Linked DNA regions of Homo sapiens: regions 1 and 3 are each linked to region 2. The links are chromatin contacts, found by Hi-C or POLR2A ChIA-PET in ENCODE. All regions are on one chromosome and are shown on one strand. The core of a region is the stretch at or near the end of the contact, and the rest is flanking DNA. Distances in the headings are between cores, read along the strand shown. Region 1 holds the start of TMEM86A (transmembrane protein 86A). Region 2 holds the start of NUCB2 (nucleobindin 2). Region 3 overlaps SPTY2D1 (SPT2 chromatin protein domain containing 1).

What was found. A loop is a pair of places that touch in the nucleus more often than their neighbours do. ChIA-PET counts read pairs that join two places held with the same protein, here RNA polymerase II (POLR2A). Pooled maps may share reads with other maps.
Region 1: a pooled map shows a loop between it and region 2 (7-fold over the local background). The contact joins the promoter of TMEM86A here to the promoter of NUCB2 in region 2. A Hi-C loop is called at or near these places in 1 of 168 maps with a recorded cell type or tissue (ascending aorta) and 4 of 50 pooled maps. POLR2A ChIA-PET finds 5 or more read pairs at or near these places in 2 of 52 experiments (PC-9 and activated T-cell).
Region 3: a loop to region 2 is called in a pooled map, with 4 times the contacts of the local background. The contact joins the enhancer-like site here to the promoter of NUCB2 in region 2. A Hi-C loop is called at or near these places in 3 of 50 pooled maps. POLR2A ChIA-PET finds 5 or more read pairs at or near these places in 2 of 52 experiments (PC-9 and activated T-cell).

What each region holds. Positions count from the first base shown.
Region 1 is chr11:18,697,421-18,700,120 of GRCh38, forward strand. It overlaps TMEM86A (transmembrane protein 86A), which reads left to right and starts at 1,359. Exons shown (of 3, transcript NM_153347.3): 1 at 1,359-1,487. The coding sequence starts at 1,467. RefSeq lists an enhancer at 1,066-1,567 and a silencer at 1,161-1,470.
Region 2 is chr11:17,275,489-17,278,188 of GRCh38, forward strand. NUCB2 (nucleobindin 2) reads left to right here and starts at 1,251. Exons shown (of 14, transcript NM_005013.4): 1 at 1,251-1,340. RefSeq lists an enhancer at 805-894 and a silencer at 1,085-1,514.
Region 3 is chr11:18,614,732-18,617,431 of GRCh38, forward strand. SPTY2D1 (SPT2 chromatin protein domain containing 1) reads right to left here. Exons shown (of 6, transcript NM_194285.3): 2 at 2,144-2,258; 3 at 1-1,367. Among named protein-coding and RNA genes, the nearest start is that of MISFA, 16 kb to the left of the region's middle. RefSeq lists an enhancer at 882-2,081. Within about 2 kb of position 1,445, at least 2 of the 41 ENCODE cell types and tissues checked have a DNase peak (open chromatin) inside an H3K27ac peak, as active enhancers do.

The DNA of each region.
Region 1 (2,700 bases), core at 109-2,608, 1.4 Mb after region 2:
CCATTGTGGGAGGGGCTTACAGGAGACTTCAGCCTGTCGGTCTCTGCCCAAACAGCACAAGGCTCAGGACCAGCACAAGGGCCTGTGTCACCATGCCAGGATGTTTGAAACTCCTTTTTGGCTGCTAATTAGGGCTGGTCACCCCTTTCCCATCAATTCCCAAAGCCTGACACACAGCTACTGCCCTTCTACAGTAGCTTACAGACTACTTGCCCATCCTTTGAGATACAGCTGAAATCTCCATCTCCAGGATTGCTAGACTTAAATTTCCTAAAACCAGCAGCCCTTCCTCTTCCCCAACCTACACATGTCAGAGTTGGGTGGAACCTTAGAACTCACCCGCTCATCTTCTAAGTGAGGAAATCAAGACCAGAGAGGGGAAGTGATTCACCCAATCTAACAGCATGGAAGTGGCAAAACTGGGACTAGATTTCAGTCCATCTGGCCACCTACCTCTCCATGTAATTCCAATGATTCTGAACATGCACCGCTCTGAATGAGCTTGTGTTCCTTTAGTCTACGTAAAATCAACATTAAATCCACTTGGGACGTATTTTTGGCAAAGTTAGCTCACGCTTCTTTGGGTCTGCCTGTCTGTCATTCTTGGGGTGCTCTTGTATGTGTGGCAGTGGTCTCTGAGTTGTAAGAGGTGTGTGCCTACGGCCAATTATCTGTGTTTGTTTCTATATTAGGGTCATGGGTCTACGAGCTGCTGTAGAGTCCCTGTATATGTCTCTTTTCTTACATGGAGCATATATGTCAATTTGTGGTTGTTGGTTTTGGATCTGTGTACTTGTTGAGTGCTTAAGGGTAATTATGATTCTGTATGTGTGATGTATATGCTACGATTATGGGTCCATGGCTGCTGCATACCTATATACGTGCCGCTTTTCAAGTCGAAGGTTGTGTGTTTGCTGATGATTTGGATGTGTGTTTGTACACAGTGAAGGTTGTGAGTCCAATTGCAATCGTATCGGCGTGGACTGCATGTTTAAAGGCTTAAGGGAATCTGTCTTTGCCTTTTGCTCCCGGGTTATGAGAAAATGTATGTGGCTGTGCGTCCAGGACAGCAATGTGTTTGTCTCTCAGCCAAGCTCAGTCCTCACCCAGGCACCGGGGTCACGGTCACGTTCACGTTCCGTGGACGCCTTGGCACGGCCTCCCAAGGGGGCGGGGCCTGGGGGGTATCCGCCTTCTGACCCCTGGGAGATGCCTCCTTTCTCCGAGCAGCAGCCGGGGGCCTGGCCGGCGCCGCCAGCCGGGCCCCGCCCCCCCGGCTCCCGCCCGCTCATTGGCCCTGGCAGCGGTGACGTCACGGGGCTAGCTGACAGAACCCCGGCGCCGGGCGCTCGGGAGGTATTGTCCGTCCCTCCGGGCTTTGTAGAATCGTCGCCGGCTTACCTGGCCGTGGGCGCGTCCTGGCCGCTGCAGCCCGGAGCAGGGTGCCAGCCGCCGCCGCCGCCGCCATGGTGTCCCCGGTCACTGTGGTGAGTGAGCGAGCGAGCGAGCCAGTGCCCGGCGCGGCTGGAGCCCACCGGCCTGGCCACCGGACTTCGGCAGGCCGAGCTGCCGAAGGGGCCGAGGCGGGGCGGGGGTCCCGTGGCGGCCGGAGTCCCGCGGCGGGAGGCGGGCGCTGTCACCGCCCCCCGCTCCTCAGACTCGCGGCGCCCCTCCTCGCGCGCCCCCAGCCCGCCCGCGGAGGGAGGAAAACACTGGCCACGTGACTCGGAAGCGTGACTTTGTTGATCTCCATGTATTTGGCGCGGGTCGGCGGGGTCGCGGCCCGGGAGAGGGAGGGGACCGCTGCCGGCCGCAGAGTTCCGCGTAGGCGGACCACAGGGAGGCGTGGGGGCGGGGGATGCTGGGAGGATAACAGGGACCTCCTGGGAATGCCGTCCCAAGTTTGTTTCCTAACCTTCCTCATTTTGTAAACAAGTTGGCGGACGCCCCTGAGTCTAAGAAGCGCTGATAACGCGCTGGGGGAAAAGGGGGCATTCTCTATGACATCCCCTGCTTTTCAGACTTTCTCAACTTGAACCTTTTGTTTCGTCTCCCCATCCTCCTTATTCTACTACTGGGTTCCCTATAACTGTCAGGGTCTCTCCAGCTACTGCCAGTATCTCCTTCTAGAAAATATGGGGCTGGGAGAGGCCATGGAGCGGAGGTTAATGCTCCCAGGGGCTGGCAGGTGGTTGCTGGGCATTGTGGGCCTGGGCATCCCCTCCAGCCGCCTCCTCTGACCATGCCCCTACCCTGACCAGCCTTAATTTCCATGGGAAGTGGAAGTCATCTCTTCTCACTGCTCTTACCTCTGGCAGAACAAGGAAAGGCTTGGACCCTGGAACCACCCATCCGCCTCTTCCCAATCCTCCTCATCACAGTCTGATCAGTCCTTAGGTACCTGGTCGTCTGGACTCTGAGTGTTTCCCAAGTCCTGTGCTGGGCAGCTCACCTAGCCAGAGACACAATCGCTTTGGGCAGAGTGTGGGTGTACAGGGAACTCCAGCTGCTCCATATCACCCTCAATGGATCTGTTAGCAGCCCAAGGAAAGGAGTTTCAAGGATCACAGATTCAGAACATCGCTGCAGCCCCCTCCCCCAGCTTGGACTCTGCCTGCAGTGGCCTTGGGTACAACCTTTCTTTAGCTGCCCTCTGCTAATCCGGCTGAGACCAAGTCAGCTGCTCTAACTTCCCCCTCT
Region 2 (2,700 bases), core at 1-2,500:
AGAGTCCAGTTGTGCAACAGAGGCAATCTGGCTGGTAGTACTTCCTGATAACAGAAGCTTTCATTGCTAACATACTATGTGGCAGATTCTGTACTGTGTGTTTTTGTTTGTTTGTTTTTTTGAGACAGGGTCTCACTCTGTGGCACAATGATCATGGTTCACTGCAGCCTCGGCCTTCTGAGCTCAAGTGATCCTCCCGCCTCTGCCTCCGCCTCCTGAGTAGCTGGGACTACAGATGTGCGACACAGCACCTGGCAAATTTTTAAGTATTTTCTTCAGACTGAAACATCATTGTGTTAAAGATAAAAAAGTAAAAAATATTCTTGTAGAGATAGGATCTCACTGTTGTCCAGATTGGTCTCAAATTTTTGAGCTCAAGCCATCCTCCTGCCTTGGCCTCCCAAAGTGCTGGCATTACAGGGTGAGTCACCATGCCTAGTCTGTACTGTTTTCCTGGCAATGTTATCTCATTCAATCTTCGTGAATAACCCTAAGGTAGATATGATACCAATTTTTCAGGTGAAAAAAACTAATCGGCAGGATGAAACTTCGTAAACAGCCTGTGGCTCCAAAAGCTTCTGGAAGGCTCAAGCTACCCATGTGCATCTTTGAGCCTCAGTTTCCCCATCTTTAAAATGAGGGGTTTGGAATAGATGTCTGTTCTCTGGGGCAGGATGCAGAGGAAAGAGCTGTCTGCGAATGGGCAAGAGAGAAGGTGGGTAAATACAGTTAAACCACAGTGACCGAGGGCCCAGCACAACGGGGGTGGGTGCGGTTACAAATGCCGTTAAGATTCCCGCCAAGGCGGAGGACGGGGGTGTCAGAGCCGAGCGAGGCCTGTGGGCGAGAATAGGCCTGACAGCCATTCTCCGACCTGCGTGGGCGCTGCAGGCGCAGGCCAGAGGCCAAGGGAGAGGCGATCCCTGGGGCTCTGCCCGGGTCTCAGGACGGCACCTCACCCGCCCGAGTCCTGCTCCACAGGATTCTCCGGGTAAGCTAGGGAAGGAAGAGGCGCGGCCTCCTGAGCCCGCATCTCAGAGCGCCACGTCCCTCCTGGCTCAGCCTCCCACCAGGCTCCACAGCTTCGGCCCTCCTCACCGCCCGCCTCCAGGCTCCCCGGCGCGGCCTTGTCCCTGCTCCCGCCAATCGGCGTCGTCAGCAATCGCGAACCGGACCAATCAGCGGCCGCAGAGTGTGGGAACTGTCGCCATGGCAGCCAGGAGGCGGGCGCGCGCGGCGGGAGGAGGGGCAGAGCGGAGCGGTGGGCCGGGGGCTGGAGGACAGGTTTGTGCGCTGGACGCAAGCACCAGGCGCAGCCTCGCTCGCCGAGACCCGGCCAGGTAAGGCCGGTGGCCGCGCGGTAGGTGCGGAGCAGCGCGGCGGGAGATTAGGGGTGGGGGAGTCCGGAGATAAGGCTCCGGTCTTCGCCTGCCTTGCCAGAGCAGAGAGGATGGTGGGGGCCGTGCTGTGGGCGGGGCACCGGCGGGGAGGGGGCTCCCAGCGCGAGCCGGAGGCGCTGGGTTCCCTCTGCTCCACTCGCAGCTGGGCACCCGAGCTTTCTTCGGGGTCGAGGAGGGTGGCTGGCTCTTGGCGGGGAGCAGGAGAGGGTAGGTGCCAAACCGAGACCCTGGCGGGGTCCCTTCGGGTTTGGGCAGGTCGATGGGCAAGGGGGTGCCCACTAGTGAGGAGGGACACCCACCAATTCCAGGCGATGCTCCCCTGTGCCGCTCAGCAAAGCTAGGCCCGGGGATCCTGCTCTTCTCCGGTCTGGTTAAGCCAGCAACCTCTGACACTTAGGAGAAAGTTAGTGTAAGTCGTGATATGCTTTTCACTTAAGTGACAAATTAGGTACGAGATGAACCCTTTTGGTTTTAGGAGATGAGAAACAGTATTTCCTTGTTGCACCTGCTAAGTGGCAACTCAGTGAGCAAATATGGTTATTGTGGTTGGTGTTTGCAACGGTCTTAGATGACAGTTATTTTACAGTATCAAATGGCTGGGAGAGGGAGGGAAAGAAGGAGAGAGAGAGAGAGAATATGAGGGAATGAGAATGAACGGGAACCATTATGATTTTTGAGAGACAGAACCTCTTGAAATTCTATGTCTGCTAAACTTCTAAATTGAATAATGTACATTTTATGCAATTGAATAAGCTAGTGCTACCATTTAAGCCTGCTACTAAGGCTCTGTTAAATCCGTGGACGAATATGAACACTAAAAGATATTACCTTGGTTTAAAAATAGGGGAGGTTAAATGCAAATATTTCTGATAGTGAATTTTGTTTGAGGGAGATTGTGGACTTTCCCTATGGGAAAGTTAAAGAATTGATGAGATAGATGCTTTAAGGAATGTTTTTGTTTTTTGAAACTTGAATAAGTTCAACAAATGTTGAACAAATATTTCAACAAATCTTCTTCAGCTAATAGGGTCAAAAATTAAAATTCTGGAAATTTAGAATTAGAAATGAAATCTCAAATAATGTCACTCTCCTAATTAGGATGAACATGGAAACTTCTATTTCTCATCGTGGTCTTCAAGCTTTCCATGATCTCATCTACCTTTGTAGTAGGGGGTCAAATTTTTTTTTTAACTAGACAATTTTAGAAACTTAAAGGAGGCAAAAATTTATTTCTGTCTCCGTGTGTTTACTCATGCTCTTCTCTATCCAAATTTTACCCATCTTTTTTTTTTTTTTTTTT
Region 3 (2,700 bases), core at 195-2,694, 1.3 Mb after region 2:
TGGTCTTCCTGGGACTGAATTACTGACAGTCCGTCCAGCTGGAATTGAGCCACTTATGGATCTCCCAGGGCCACTGACAGACCGCCCCGGGGGGCCCAAGCCACTCACTGGTCGTCGAAGTTCATGTGGACTGCTCACAGGCCGGCCAGGGCCACGAGAGCTGCCCAAGGGTCTTGCAGAACTAACTGAACCACTGATGGGTCGCCCAGGGCCACCTGAGCTGCTTGCAGGTTGTCCAGGGCCACATGTACCACTGACTGTCCGCCTAGAGGGATTTGAGTCATTGGTTGGCTTCTTGGACCCACTGATTGATCGCTCAGGTCCTGAGCTGGAGCTGCCATTCTGGCGCCTAGGCACAGGGCCAGAACTAACTGTGGGTCGAGCAACCCCTGTGCTGGGCTGCCCAGGGGCTGAGCTAGAGCTGCTGCCTGGCTGCCTGACACCTGGACTCTTAGCCTTATTGTGTGGGGTGACCATGGGCCCAGGCCTGGAATGGCTAGGATGGGACAGAGATTTTTTGGCTTTGTGCTCAACAGCAGATTTCTGAGTCCTGCTAGCAGAAGTCTTTGGGACACTTGGTGAAGAGGTGCTGGAATGAGGCTTTCCAGCTCCATTAAAAACAGGTTTGTCGTGGCCCTCACGAAGTGAGGGTTGGGAGCTATTGCCAGATCCTGCCTTGATCCTCTCTCCTGGCATGGATTTGGATGAAGACAAAGCGAGGTGTTTCTCATTGGCCATGCTGGGTCTTGATTTCTTCTCAGCATGAGGAAGGGGCATTCCTTTGGAAGAAGGATGCCTGTCTCCAGAACCTTTGCTAAGTTTTGTGCCCACACTTTCTTTCTGAGAGGGTGCCTTTTTGGACACAGTTGGAGGTAGTTTTCCATCTGTCTCAAGTTTTTTTCTCCTATGCTTTCGTTCAAGGAATTCTCGCTCCCTAAGTTCTTCTGCGGTCATAGGTCGCTCTTCTGATTTCTTCACTACCTTGATTTCCACTGGTTCAAACTGCTTTTTCTCAGCCAGCCTGAGTAAATCAGTGAAGTTCATGGGTGGTGGGGCACTTTTAAGGGGGACCTTTGGTTTGCTTTCAACTTTGGGAGGTTCTTGCTCTTCCTCATACTCCTGCTCTGACTCTGCGTGATTGTACTCGAGGAATTCATTCTCTTCTTCCATTTCATACTCTCGGTCGGTTCCTTGGCTGGTATGGCTTTCTGTTGCCTGCCTCTTCTTTGACTTTTCCTCAATAGGAATCCCATTGTAACCATGGAAATTATCCTTTGTCCTCTTGGCCATAGCTCTTGCTTTCTTGTCATGTTTGAGCTCAATTCGCTTTTTCACTAGTTCCTCTTTTCTCCTTTTCTCCTCTAAGGCTAAAAGGGACAAAACAAGAATATGTTATTACTTCGAGATCTCAAGATTGCAGTATGCTCAAGTGAAAACACAACGTTCAGGTTACAGTTTGAAGACATCTAGGAATCAAATGAGGAAGTCATGTGAACAAGTATCAATTGAGTCATCTTTACATAATGAGTGGGAGACATATGGGTTTTTCTATATGACTAAGCAAGTGGGAGACTTGGTTTTCAGCTTTAAATATACAAAATACTTCAAACCAAATACATTACCAAGTTAAGAGAACATTAGTATCCACTTAGTAGTTGTTATTAATTATGATTCAATGAATACTTAAACATATTGAATCAGTTTCTTTGTATTTGCATGAAGTAGAACTATTCGAAATAAAGACTTTAAAACTTATCTCTATTTTAGCCTTTTAGATAGCATTCTGTTAATAAAAATTAAAATACAAAATGGGTAGAAACACTTTCAGAACCAAGATTAAAGAAAGAATGGAGTTCTTACTGGGGACTTACTATGGCCAATTAGAAGACATGGCTACTAACCCCCAAAAAGCTGTTACTTCAAGGGGAGAAAAAAAGAAAACGTTTATACAAATGATCGAGGTAACATATGTAAAGCCATGAATACAGTCAGTTAACCTGGACACACACACACACACACACACACACACACCCTCCCAAATCTGTTGGCCTGTTATGTTTTTATAGACAGCCACTGGTTTAGTACAAGCTAGATGGTGAAGATGGAATACTTTAAAATTGAGAATAAGGCTATAGATACATACCTTTTCGTCTCAGCTCCTCTTCTTTCCTTTTAAGAAAAGCTTGTACAGCTGCTGATTGGACACCTTTAACTTTTGGGTCTTTTTTTGGAGGCCCCACTGCCAAACTATACCTTTTCTAAAAACAAAAACAGTAAAAGTTAGAAGCAATTCAACTTTTAAAATACATTATTAGGTATAAGGCACTGTGCCAGGTAATAAGAGGTATAAATGTTAACTGTGAAACCTATTCTGAATAATTGAGAGATCATATAACCCATAATAAAGCTTAGCTATAAAATTTCAGACTATTTATTACGTATGGTGATTTTGGGGTACAAAGTTTCCATGTAACATCCCAAAATAATGCATAAATGAACAATTCACAGAAACACTGTTTTCAGGCTATTTTCCAAAAAAGAACCTGGACTGGGTAACTAAATGAAATCACCACTTAGAAGAATCGATTATTTGTGTTTTAAAATTCTGATTTAGGCTGGGCTCAGGGTCTCATGCCTGTAATCTCAGCACTTTGGGAGGCGGAGGCGGGCGAATCATGAGATCTGGAGTTCGAGATCAGC